2 separate regions of the Mus musculus genome follow, and region 1 is linked to region 2. The links are chromatin loops, found by intact Hi-C in ENCODE. Cell type or tissue: heart. All regions are shown on one strand. Each heading gives the region's core, and the rest is flanking DNA. Links, peaks and the distances in the headings are about the cores only.

Region 1 (5,000 bases), core at 1-5,000, 140 kb before region 2:
TATAGAACCCATCTTGGAAAGTATTATGTTTACAGAGTTTTGATTTAATCACACCTTAAACTTTATTATGCACATGGGCTTGAGTTAATTATCTCCAGGAAAAGTTTGCTGAATTGTGCTGTACTTAAATATGCCTAAAAAAAAAGAAAGAAAAAAAAAATCTACCTAGTGTCCGATTCCTAAAGTGTGAACCAACACTGACTTCTGAGTCCTGTTGAAATGAACTGCTTTCTTACCTCCTCCAATGTTGCTCTGCTGGCCATGGTTGCAGATGGCTCTGCAATACCAGACATTGTCTTCTCATTAGACTATTTTTAGTTGTGGGTATGCGTTTTGTATTTTAGCTTCATTGAACTACATGCAGTACTCTTCTGAGGAAATGACAAAGGGGAGATTAATATTTCTCACGTTCACTAAAACTTGTCAAATTGTTTGCTTTGGAACATAAAGTTTTAATAAAGGATGCCAGGGTCTCAATCTCTTTCAAGTTGATAAAATCTACAAGATCCTTCTGGGAAATCTGCATCATCAAAGAACTAAAGCCATGGACCCTTTGTAGAGGGTGGAGCCCCTTAGTTAACTTCCTGAAGGCCCTGCCTCCTAGCACCATCACAGGGATTTTATTTTGGATTTAATTGAGGCATCAGCATTCAGATTACCTAAAGAGATTCCAAGTTCTTGGATGGCAGAACTTGCCTTCATTTTCCTTTTTCACAAATGCCAATTTTCTTGTTCAGATTATTATTTTTTCAGTAACTAGGGATCAAACCTTGAAATCAGCCAATGCAAATGCTAAAAACTTGATAGTTAAGAAACTGATGGAGAAAGAGCTTGAGAGTATGTATCCTCTGTGTTCTTTACAGGCTAACAAGAAGCTAAAGCTTTCAGTAGAATAGTATCCGTGTTTGCAAGAACCTCTCCCAGTACTACTAACAAGCAATTCTAACATCTTTGGTGCTTGCTTCTCATCACACTCAAGTATATACTCAAGTATCAACTGGTATATACGTTTGTTCGTTTTCTCTGTGTATCTGTCCTGTGATTCCATGGGCATTCATTTTTGTCAGAATTCATAATTATTCATTTCACTATCTTGTATATTACAATTTTTTTGTTGTTTTTCAAGACAGCCCTGGCTGTCTTGGAACTCACTCTGTAGACCTCCAAGTCAGAAATCCGCTGGCCTCGGCCTCTGCCTCCCAAGTGCTAAGATTAAAGGCATACGCCACCACTGGCTGGCCTGCAAAAGCACTTTAATGGTGCCATTTTCTTTCAGATCTACCTTTTTTTTAAAAGCTGTGTTAATAGATATCTGCAAATTTAGAATACTGTCAGCCGAAACTTTCCTATTCTATGTACACACTGATGTCCTTCATATCCATTATTTACTATTTCATGTTCCTAAAACCATCCCACTTACAGGGCTTCAGTCTGTCAATAGGTCTTGTTTACACCAAGTCCCATCACAGAACTAGTTGCATGTGGCTGGCAGAAAGTCACTATTCTCTCATTCAGATGGCTATGGATCCCTCCCCACATCTAGCTTTTCAGAACCAACCAGTATCCATCATCAGTTCCGTTGGAAAAGGCAAGCTCAACCGTTTTGAAACAGGAGGCAGGGAAGGTAAGGTGATAGGTGCTTCGCAGAGGGGAACAAGGAAGGGGTGGTAACAACTGCGTCAGAAACAGGTTCTGTGGAAGGTGTGCCGCATAACGTGGAAAGTACTGGAACCTTAGGGTGGGGACAGGGGCGCTAGCTGGGGTTCTAAGTAAAGTGTTATGCTGCAGGTGGCTGAGAGTTCACTGAAAAAGCATCCAAAGTGGCCAAAAACCTGAGGCCGATCAGGAGGTTGGCAGGGCTGAGCTGGGAGGGTGTGGTCCTTGTAGGCTCTCGCCCCCTCTAATCTGCCGCTAAGCTAGCTGCAGAACCGCTAGACAAGCTACCACATCTCACTCACTGGTCTGAGTGACAGACACTTCCTATGTCTAGTGTCTTACTGGTCAGTCGAGAAAAAAGAGGGTGGGACAAATAAGTATTCTCCTTCTGATTGGTCAACCCGCTGGTTCTTGTCAATTAGAGATGAACTGGGTTCTCCGCCATGTTGAATAGCGCGCTGCAAAGCCTGTTCTTTTCTTGGGATGGTCACCCAACACCCGGTCCTTCCTGTCCCTCTGTGCCCTAATATGTTGATCCAGCTAGTTAAAACGCGCTTTCTGCTTTAAGTCCGTATACCGCGAGAAGTTCTCGTTTAGGTAGTTAGACAGAAATAAAGCTAGAAACCAGAGAAAAGCTCAGTCCCTTGCCGGAGACCTGGGTGTCATTCAAGTGAATCAGTAATTGTTCCGGCGCTGGTGAGACTCCCATTGAGCAATTAGCTTGAAGATTGCGTTTTACTTTAGCTTGCTGTGGTAGTCGTTTGTGTAGCTTCAGACAGTTATGCTTCTAGAAACCGCAGGCTTGTATCAGAAACCATCATTAGACACTAGCTGGACTCGGGGTTCGCATTTGTGACAGTGAAAAAGGACGTTGCGTGCGTTATGGTCCGTCGCCACCTCCTGTAGCGTCCCTAGTAACCGAGCCCCTAGTAACCGCTCGCCCCAAGCCAGGATCTGTGAGCTAGGTGGCAGCGCCTGCACGCCGCCCTGGGCGGGCGCGGGCGCTTGGGCTTGGAGGCGGGGCGATGGCTTCGCCGCACCAGGAGGCCAGACTGGCGGCAGCCAGCCTTCTCCTGTCTGCAAATCCCATCACCGGAGCAAGGGTCGCCCAGTACGAAAGCGAAGACTCCTTAGAGTCCTTGGTAGCAGCGGGGTTGGCGGCGGCCATGGAGGAGGAGGAACAGAAGAAAGTGTGGCAGATGCGGGCGTCGGTAATGTGAGAGCCCGGAGGGGTCTGAGGGCTGTCCGATCGTCTCGGGCAGGACGGGTGGAAATGCGGTGTCCTCTGTAGACCCTCCCTGCTCTCTGCCCCAACTAAAGGTTGCTGCAAAACTTTATTGGAGAGTGGTTTTTTTATAGCTATTTCTAGAGTATGCAAAGAACAGAACTCTACTTCCTATTTATTCTCCAGTATATCTTGGGAATAAATAATTTTTTAGTTCTGATTTTTACATTTATTTTTGCCCCCCCCCCCCCCGAAGACAACTGATGTGCCCATAGTTTTCATAAAAGATCAACTTTCAGATGATAAGTTGTACTGACAAGTGTGTTTTATCAGTTTTTGTTAGGAGTGGATTTTAGCAGTCCATTAGCAAACCGTGTTTGAAGTTCAGTGGACAGATGCTCCAGATGTAGAGAAGCATCCAGATAAACAAACCGCCGAAATCCCAGTTCCCTAAAGGGATGATATGGGTGCAGTGAGATCTTTTCACAAAACATTTTCAGTATTATGTCCTGGATGTGTTATATGTTTCTAGCAGAAGGATATATATGGAGGAGGAGATTATACACACACACACATAATCTCTACCTCTGGAAAAGCAACCAGTACTTATAACCACTAAGCCATCTCTCCAGCAATGCTTTTATTCTTTAAAAATTTCATACAGTATATTTTGAATGTAACCACCCCCTCTCCTTCATCTGTTCTATTCATTTTGTGTGTTTGTTTTTAGATTTATGTGTATGAATGTGTGCCTTGGGAGTTACTGAGAGTTGTGAGCTACCATATGGATGCTGGGAATCAAGCCCAGGTCCCCTGCAAGAGCAGCAAGTGCTCTTAACAGTTAAAACATCTTAGCATCCTTTTAAATTTTTGTTTGTTTTCTGAGACATAGCCTGGCTGTTCTGGAACTCACTCTGTGTAGTCCAGGCTGGCCTCAAACACACAGAGCTCTGCCTACCTCTGCTTCCTGAGTTTAAAGGTGTGTAATAAAAACGCCCAGCTTTTATTCACTTTAAAAGCCGGGAACCTTGGACTTAAACCAGCACTCTGCTGGGATAAAGCACCAGGACGGGCACTCGCTCCCTCGACACCCTGTTCCTTAGCAGTGCTGGGGTGGGCCGAAGGGTTTGTGCTTGCTAGGCAAGTGGTGTACCAACAGCTACATCCTCGGCTTTTTTGTTTTATTTTAGACAGTGACTCCTTTGGTCCAGGATTGCCTCAAATTTGCTATTTGTGGCTAAGGATGACCTTAAACTCCTGATCCTCCTGCCTCCACCTTCCAAGTAATGGGATTAAGCGTATGGGGCCCCAGGCCTGGCCTGTAGCAAATGTTTCAAGGTTATGTAGAGTGAAGCAGAGCCTAACCAGCTATGAGGTTCAGAACCCTAGGACTGGTTTATACCTGATAATCATTCAACACAGCCTGTCATAGGTTACAGAAGGTGAAATGCCAGGGAAGGCAAGAGCTTGGACCCGGGTCAGAAGCCGTTTTCTTCTATGTGCTGGGTGATCTTAGGCCGTGATTTCTGTTTCTTTGTCTATAAAAGGACTATAATTGTCTCCGTTTTCCACCTTATTCAGTTGTTATTAAGAACCAAAGGAGAGAATGGGTGTCATTTCTAGAGTAATTTACATAAATTAGTAGTAATTGTAACAACTGCCAGCTTGAACAATTCACTTGGAAATTGATTTATACTTTGGCTTACTACGGCAGAAAGGTCTGTCCTTTGTATAGTTGTACTTATGTTCCAGAGTGCCCTGCTAACTGAAGATTTTTGTTATAAACTGAGTTTGGGTTTCCAACACCCAAATACAAACCCAGTGTGTTGGCTTTTGTCTATAATCCCAGTGCTGGAGAGAGAAGAAACAGGCAGATTCCTGGAATTTGCTGAAAGCCCTACCTCAAAAAATAAAGTGGACAGTGGCTAGGGAATTCAGCTAAGATTGGATGTTAGCCTGGAACCCCTGCTTATCCCCTGCACAAGCTGGGGAACTACATCTGCCCTCCTGCCAACCCCACCCACCTAAAGAAATCTCCACTGTCTGCTTGGAGAATACTCAAGCTAACATGTCAGCGCTCCTTGTCTCTGAGTTTCAGACAGCCTGCCCAAGAGTGCCC
Region 2 (8,284 bases), core at 1,904-6,903:
AGCTGCCAGGACTTTGAGGCCAGGCTGTGCTATATAGTAAGACCCTGCCTCAAAACAAAAACAAACAAAATAACAACAAAAATAAAATGCCAGAGACTTGGAAACCAGGTAAGCAGTTAAGAGCACTTAGAACTCTTTTTTTTCCATTTTTTATTAGGTATTTAGCTCATTTAAATTTCCAATGCTATACCAAAAGTCCCCCATACCCACCCACCCCCACTCCCCTACCCACCCACTCCCCCTTTTTGGCCCTGGGGTTCCCCTGTACTGGGGCATATAAAGTTTGCAAGTCCAATGGGCCTCTCTTTGCAGTGATGGCTGACTAGGCCATCTTTTGATACATATGCAGCTAGAGACAAGAGCTCCGGGGTACTGCTTAGTTCATAATGTTGTTCCACCTATAGGGTTGCAGTTCCCTTTAGTTCCTTGGGTGCTTTCTCTAGTTCCTCCATTGGGGGCCCTGTGGTCCATTTATAGAAGACATTAGTTCAGTTCCCAGCACTCACTTTGGGTCTGTAATTCAGCCCCAGGGAATTTGATGCCCCTTTCTGGCCTTTAAGGGCACCTGCATTCAATGTGCACATAACCACACAGAGATACATACATCTACACAGAATCAAAAATAGAACAAACCTTTCAAGAAGCAGCTAAAAGAATGGAGAGATGGCTCAGTGGTTAAGAACACTTGTTCTTTCAGAGGACCTGGGTTCCTTTCCCAGAACCCACCTGTCAGCTCACATCCATCCATAACTCCAGTTCCAGATCTGACCTATATAGGTATCAGACAAGCATATAGTATACATACAGAAATGCAGACCAAAAAAAATAAAAAAAAAACCAAAAACATGCACATAAAGTAGTATAAATAAATCTTTAAAACAAACAAAAAAACAAACAAACAAAACAAACAGTTTCAAAAACACTCCTGGGCCAGATGTCTTTAGTCCTACTACTCAGGCAGATGCAGGAGGAGCTCTATGAGTTTGAGGCCAGCCTGGTGCACATGATGAGTTCCAGGTCAGCTAGGACTACAGAGGACTCTATCTTAAAACAAATCAAGCAGCAACAACAAAAATTTAAAAATAACTAAAATGAAATGAAACATGAAACACAGCTGCTTTTGCCGGTTGGAAACAGAGGCTCACGCAGCTCCTTCGCCTTCTGTTTGCTATGTGCATGGTGATGGACTCAGGACCGTCTGCCTCCACCTCTGAACACTGCGACTATGGGCATTCCAGTCCTTAATCACGGTGACATGTTTCAAGTCAGTAGCCTTATGTGGTTGCTGCCTACCACATCAAACCTGGATGCACAGCTCCCTCTTCCATCCCTGCAGAGCTCCACTGCACAGCATCTGCTCTATCCTGGATAACTGCATTCTTTACCTCCATTCAATACAAGTCTAATCGCTCTCAGGAATTCTGCTGGTCATTGTTTTGGCACTGCTGGAACTGGAGCCAAACACTCTGATTCCAAAATTCTTCGGAAATCAGGTTGCACAGGAGCTTTCAACGATAGATGAAGCCCGTTGGTTTTAGCCCATTTCTAAGTCTGGGTCTCCTGGAAAGAGTAGGATAAAGCCTGGCTCTTCACATACTGTAAGTCCCCGAGGTCTGTGAGGGTGACTCCTCTCCCAAGCTTCCAGCTGTCGGGATTCAGACACTGAATGTCTGATTCATGGTCTTGTAAACACACCTCCTGAAGTTTGGGTATTAGCTTTGGGTCTGATATATTGAAGACCAGGAGAACTACTGTTTTTTTTTCTCCATTTTCTATTAATGTTTTCATTCTGACCTATTACTGAAAACTTTTAGCACAGGAAAATAAGCACCCGTACAATGAGTTTCTTCTATGCGCACACCAAACAATCTTTACCATGGTCAGCCTCATTTCAATCTCCGCTGGGATCAACCTGGAGTAAATTCCAGACATTATGTTAGCTCATTTGTAAAGATTTTTCTGTATCTCTTTTAAAAATAAAGATATGTTGGTGTGGTGGTGCACACCTTTAATCCCAGCACTTGGGAGGCAAAGGCAGTCAGGTCTCTGGATTTCTGGTCTATATAGTGAGTTCCAGGATGGTCAAAGCTATGTATAGAGATCCTGGGTTTTGTGTTTTGTTTTGTTCTAAGCTGGTTCACAGCATCTTCTGTAAGGCTAGCTGTGAGTTTTCAGTGCCAGGCTCCATTACAAGACCAACATCCATGGGGGCTTCACGATGCTGCTGTAGTTTCTCTTCTGGATTGTCTCCATCTTTGGCCCTTATGGGCATGTTTGGCTTAGCCTCATCAATTAGAAGTTCCAGCCTTGTGCACCTCATTAATAATATCTCATTTCAAGTCCCAGAGAAGGGGAGGCCCTGGGCAGGTGTCTTGATATCCATTTCTTGAACCAAGGCAGTAGCAACCCTGCTTTATGCGCTGAGCTGTCAAGTGAAGCAGTTGGCCTCTGTTTAGGAAAACTGAGCCAGAATGGCTGTGCTTATAGAGAGTGGCCATCTGAGGCGGGGAGACGGTTTTCTCTCGGCTCATTCACAAATATTGACTGAGCTCTCAGCTCATGGCAGGTCCGATTCAACCAACCGATAAGTAAACATCTGTCCACGTGAAGCGCACATTCCAGCAGGGAGAGAGACACAGTAAATATACAGGGGGGTTGTTTTGGTTTGTTTTTGGTTTGGTTTTGAGGCAGGGTCTTCCAGAGTATCCATGGCTGGCCTATATAGGCCAAGCTGACCTCAACTCAATGAGATCCACCTGCCTCTTCCTTCCAAGTGCCACCCATGCCCATAGTGTCATTTAGATGTACTGAAAGGAAGGTTCAAGGATCAGGAAAAGCAAAAATCAAACACACAATACCCCCTTCATTTCTGCCCGAGGAGGGAGATCCTAAACACAAGGCGGGAAGCGGGCCTGCTGAGATAAGAAAGAACATTTCTAGATCGACTTCTCACTACAGCTCAATGGTCTATTGTGCTGCCCACACAGAACACACCGACTAACTCAGCAACCACAGCTCAGCACAGAACAACACAGATGTGAGTCTTGGGTGGTGCTAGTACCAGTGCCCAACTCCACAGGGAGCTGCTGGGGTTGGGGCTATTCACTTTCATGATATTTATCAAAGTTTCAACCTTTTAACAAAGTTCATTATCTGCTTCCCAAGCCACAGCAGGTTATAAGCAGGAGGTTCAGAGAGGACCGGAGGGCAAGCCCTTCCTTCAGCTGACACTGTCATCCAGTGAGCCAACCTCCTCCACACCGCAAGCTCAGGTCACCCAGACATCCTTACACTTGTGTTTACTGTCCCACGGTGTATGGGAAGAATGTGGGCATGTCTTAGTGATTTTGATAAAAAACAAAAACCAAAAAAGCCCAATTCCACCTTTGTAATTCAGCACTGTAGATTATGATTAATTTAAGGACAGGTGTTTTGAATTTACCCATCCCCCAAGCCCCTTCCTGAAGCCTAAGATAATGCTACTTGTGTAATAATGCTGGATAATTGGATTTTGAGTAAATAAATAAAAATATAATTGTGGACTAATTAACCTTCTCTAATCCTCCGTGGTCTTGTGCGTGGAAGTAACTTCATCACCTAGGGGACTTTTTCAGAATATTAAGTAACGTGATGTAGATGGTACAATGGGTTACATATCATTTCAACGATGGGTATTTTGATACAAGGAGCTGAACCGCTGGGCAGTGGTGGTGCACACCTTTAATCCCAGCACTTCGGAGGCAGAGACAGGCCGATTTCTGAGTTCAAGGCCAGCCTGGTTTACATAGGGAGCCCTGTCTCGAAAAACCAAAATAATAATAATAATAATAATAATAATAATAATTTCTTGGGCTGGAGAGATAGCTCAAAGGTTAAGAGCACTGGCTGCTCTTCCAGAGGTCCCAAGTTCAATTCCCAGCAACCACATGGTGGCTTACAACCATCTGTCATGGAATCCGATGCCCTTGAGGACAGTGACAGAGTACTCATATAAAACAAATAGATAAATCTAAATTTAAAGAAAAACTTATTCTCTGGAAAAAAAAAAAAAAGGAGCTGAACCAACAAATGTCTTTCCCACAGATGTCCTTTCAAAGGTCAAGGGAACCATTAGGTCCTTGTGTTCATGACTTGAGTCACCACTAGGTGGCAATATTTTCTTTACACAGATAAGCCCTTTTCTTTCTCTATCCCAGTGGTCTCCAAACTGGGGACTCACCACTGTGAAGACAAGGTTTCCAAGAGTCTCAATTACAGAACGCTTTGGGGAAGTCACCTGTGTGTCCTCTTTCCTCATATAACCAAAGGGTGATGTGCCCCTTTTCCATCCCAGATTATCATCATCATCAGTCCTCTTTTAAAGACAGGATCTCACTGTGGCTGCCCTGGCATTCTCTCAATAGACCAGGCTAGCCTCAAACTCAGAGATCTGGCAGCCTCTGCCTGCTGAGTGCTGGGATTAAGGACAGGTACCACCAACCTCATTGTTCAGGCAATAACATCTTCAGAGGTATCAAACACAAGCGTAAAAGCATCTGAGTGACTCCGAGGGGGTCCTGTGCAGCATCGAGAGCTCTGCGCACAGAGACACGTCTCCAGGCCTTATATTTAGCATTTTTCACAACGGAGTTTCTCCACATTAGGCTTCCTTCAGATTGGTGCTTTTCTTGATACTTCCTGTTGTTTTTTTCAGTCTTTATCACTGTGAGCCAAATGACGTCGTTGCTGAAGCTAATCCCCCCCAACAAATTTTTACTATTTACATTTACTATTATGTCTTTGATGTACTTGTGTGATGGAGGGTGCATGTGGATGGGTCACAGGTAGCTTGCAGGAGTCAGTTCTCTCCTTCCACCATGTTGGGTCCAGAGACCAAACTCGGGTACTCTGGCTTAGTGGCAGGTGTCTGCACAGCAAGCCATCACTTTGCAATTCCTTCCTTTATTTTTCACTTTATGTGTGTATGAGGGAGCACTGAGTATGTATGTTTGTGCACCATATGCGTGCAGTGCCCACAGAGGCCAAAGGGAAATAGTGCTTCCAGGAACCACCCCACTAGCCAGTGCTCTAACTGCTGAGCCATCTCTCCAGCCCAAGTTTTACACACATACACTCTCTCCATACACTGTCTCCTTCTTCTCTCTTTCCATACATATATTAATATGTGTATGAGAACATAATTTAAAAAAAAACTATATCTTTACACACATATACATTCAGCCCTCCCCCACATATGCATAACCTTAAATAAAATTTCAAAATATATATGTTGCTGGGTGGTACACACCCTTAATCCCAGTACTCTGGAGCCATATGCAGGTGGATCTATGCTATATGGAAAACAGGACAGCAGGGCTACAAAGAGACTGTGTCTCAAAATAAATAGATTATATATATATATATATATATATATATATATATATATGTAAACTTTTTTAACCCCCAAAATTTAAGAAAGAGAGAGATGATGGCTCAGTAAGTAAAGGCTGGAGATCTGTGACCAGGGAGACAACCAACTTCCAAATGTTATCCTCTGACCTTCACAAAAGTAGTGCTGTGGCAGCCAATAGTTGTAGTAGTAGTAGTAGTAGTAGTAGTAGTAATCTATTAAAAGTTAAATACCAATTTTAAAAATCACTTGACCTTCAGTGTTGTTTGTTAAAAGCAGATGATGACAATCCTGTGTGAAAGATTCCCTCCCCACCCTAGAGAACAACAGCACCCCCACCCTGAAGGAGAGAGTTCTGAACACACACAAGCCTTGGTAAGCTGCCCTGGCCTTCCACCTACCCAGCCCCAGCACCTAACCACAATTTTACAGCTCATTTGTCTTTGGTCCATTCAGTAATTATGTGACCTACAATAAGTGTTTCTTTCAGTCTTCAGGGCTTTTGAGGGGTTGCTGTTTGTTTGTTTTGGGCTTCCATGTCACATAAAATTTGTATTATACTTTTCTCCTGTTAATCTGTGTCATCTCCATTTAATCTTAGACCCAGCAAGGACACTAGAAAGGGCAGAAATGGAATTTTCCACCTTGAAGTCTCTGGCAACAAAGATGGGATCCCGAAGGGCTGAGACACCCCTTGTTCCCTGAACTTTTCCTGAGAGTGGTGGAGAATCATCGGCTCACCTCAGACAGGGCAGCACCAGCAGACCAAAGGGATGATTCCATTCAATTCTAGCTTACTGAGCCCATTTGTTTACCTCACTGTAGTGGGAGTGTCTCCAGCCTTCAGTTACATCACTGAAACCACACCCTGGCATGGACTGCAACATCCCCACAGCTGCCTGGATGGGGTCCCCCTCAGCTAACTTTCCACTCTCTTGTACTCTATCAGCTTCCTAAGTCACATGCTGCTAGGGCAGATCCACAGACATCTGTGAAAGAGACAGAGAGGAGATGACTGGACTCTCAGGTAAACATCTGATGACCGCACCCCTCCTGTGTGGGAACAGATCTGATGTGGGATCTCGGGGCTAATCTCAGCTTCTCTAAGACAGCAATGCTGCTATGCTGGGAGAACAGCCATCCACAATACCTTATTTACTCCACATTTTCAGATGGGCTCCTGGGAAACCGCACAAAACCCAGAAGAGATGGGACAGGACATGGCGGCTCATACCTGTAATCCCAATATTTGGAAGCTTGAGGCAGGAGGATTACTACAAGTTTGGCCACAGCAAAGACTGCAGTGAGAGTCCTGCATCTACAGAGTGAGACTCCACTCATAACAAAACCAAAAAGTCTAACATGGTAGGAATTCTCACAACTATTAGCATTCCCAGATCTCTGTGTGCTTCCCTCCCCATTAAGAAGGTGAGGCGTCATGATGAGTTTCAGCTGCCAACCTGACCCGCTGGGAAGAGGGAACCTCAGTAGAGGAACTGCCTCCATGAGACTGGCCTGTGGACAAGTCTGGGGGCATTTTCTTTGTTGTTAATTAATGTAGGAGGCCATGACATTGTCATTGCTGGGCCAGTGGCCTGGGTCATATAAGAAGAATAGCTGATGAAGAGCCTGAAAGCCAGCCAGTAAGCAGCATTTTTCTGGTTTCTGCTTCAGTCTCCTCTTTGAACTCCTACCTTGATTTCCCTCAGCGATGAATCTCTGTTGCCCATCAGCCAAAGAAACCCTTTCCTTACCTAAGTTGCTTCTGGTCACTTGTATTTTATACAAGGTTTTCTTATCTATTGCTTTCTAATTCTGGATTGTCAGGAGAGATCTGTGTTAGAACTTCCTTGGCCATGTGGCTCTCGGGAGCTTTGTCAGGGTATGAGGACACGGCTCAGGAAATGGTTCCTATCTTTTGTTTCTGCCGTTTGTGTGGCTCCTCAGAAAAAGGAAATAAGAATAAAGTTTTCTTTTTCTTTCTTGGTTTTTTGAGACAGGGTTTTTTCTGTGTAGCCCTGGCTGTCCTGGAACTCACTCTGTAGACCAGGCTAACTTCAAACTCAGAAATCTTCCTGCCTCTGCCGTCCAAATGCTGGGATTAAAGGAGAGCGCACCACTGTCCAGCAAGAATAAAGTTTTCATTTCACCTTGTTTGGGGTCTTTAAAGATGGCGCTGTGGCTGTAAGAACACCTTCTTTGAGCTTTTCAGCTGGCCAGCAGCCAACACAGCTGAGCCTGTCCTTTCTCGGGGAGTTTATCTTCACTGTCCCACTTTCTCTGACCTATTGAAACCATGGGCTTTGCATTCTTGGACTACCTTTGATGATTGCATGTATTCTCCCTACTTTTAGGGACATTTCTTATGTCCAAGACTAAACCATCCAAGTCTTATCAGTGATGAGCCATTAAAAGACTCACTGGGTTTTAGTCACCACTGAGGTTAGCTTTGCCCTTGAAGACTAAGTGCAAGTGCATTTCAAGTTCAGCTCAAAAATACTTTTGATAGCCAGTGGCATACGCCTTTAACCCCAGCACTTGGGAGGCAGAGGCAGGAGGATTTCTGAGTTTGAGGCCGGCCTGGTCTACAGAGTGAGTTCCAGGACAGCCAGGGCTGCCTTGTCTCGAAAAAACAAAACAAAACAAAAAACTTTTGACAAATACAAAAGTTATATTTAGTCTGGTGTGGTCGTTTGAATGAAAGTGGCCTCAGAGGCTCATATATTTGGATACTTGACCTGCTGTTGCTAGAAATGTTTGTTAAGGATTAGAAGGTGTGGCCTTTTGAGGAGGTGTATCACTAGGGATGGACTTTAAGGTTTCTTTTCTTTTTTTTTTTTTTTGGTTTTTCAAGACAGGGTTTCTCTGTGTAGCCCTGGCTATCCTGGAACTCAC

The links. A loop is a pair of places that touch in the nucleus more often than their neighbours do. Peaks named below come from ENCODE experiments on the same cell type or tissue, not always from the same donor. Only the 100,000 strongest peaks of a DNase experiment are listed, where the experiment ranks them.
Region 1: a loop joins it to region 2, with 2.1 times the contacts of the local background. A loop is called at or near these places in 9 of 42 quality-filtered maps.

Annotation. Positions count from the first base shown.
Region 1 is chr11:23,005,760-23,010,759 of GRCm38, forward strand. It overlaps Fam161a (family with sequence similarity 161, member A), which reads left to right and starts at 2,588. Exons shown (of 5, transcript NM_001363283.1): 1 at 2,588-2,867. In heart, for the core only: a CTCF peak has its summit at 2,628; DNase peaks (open chromatin) are centred at 2,022 and 2,642; H3K4me3 peaks cover 2,007 bases; H3K27ac peaks cover 1,831 bases.
Region 2 is chr11:23,145,822-23,154,105 of GRCm38, forward strand. It overlaps 1700061J23Rik (RIKEN cDNA 1700061J23 gene), which reads left to right and starts at 6,319. Exons shown (of 3, transcript NR_131065.1): 1 at 6,319-6,416. In heart, for the core only: a CTCF peak has its summit at 4,133 (motif pointing right); no DNase peak of the experiment used is centred there.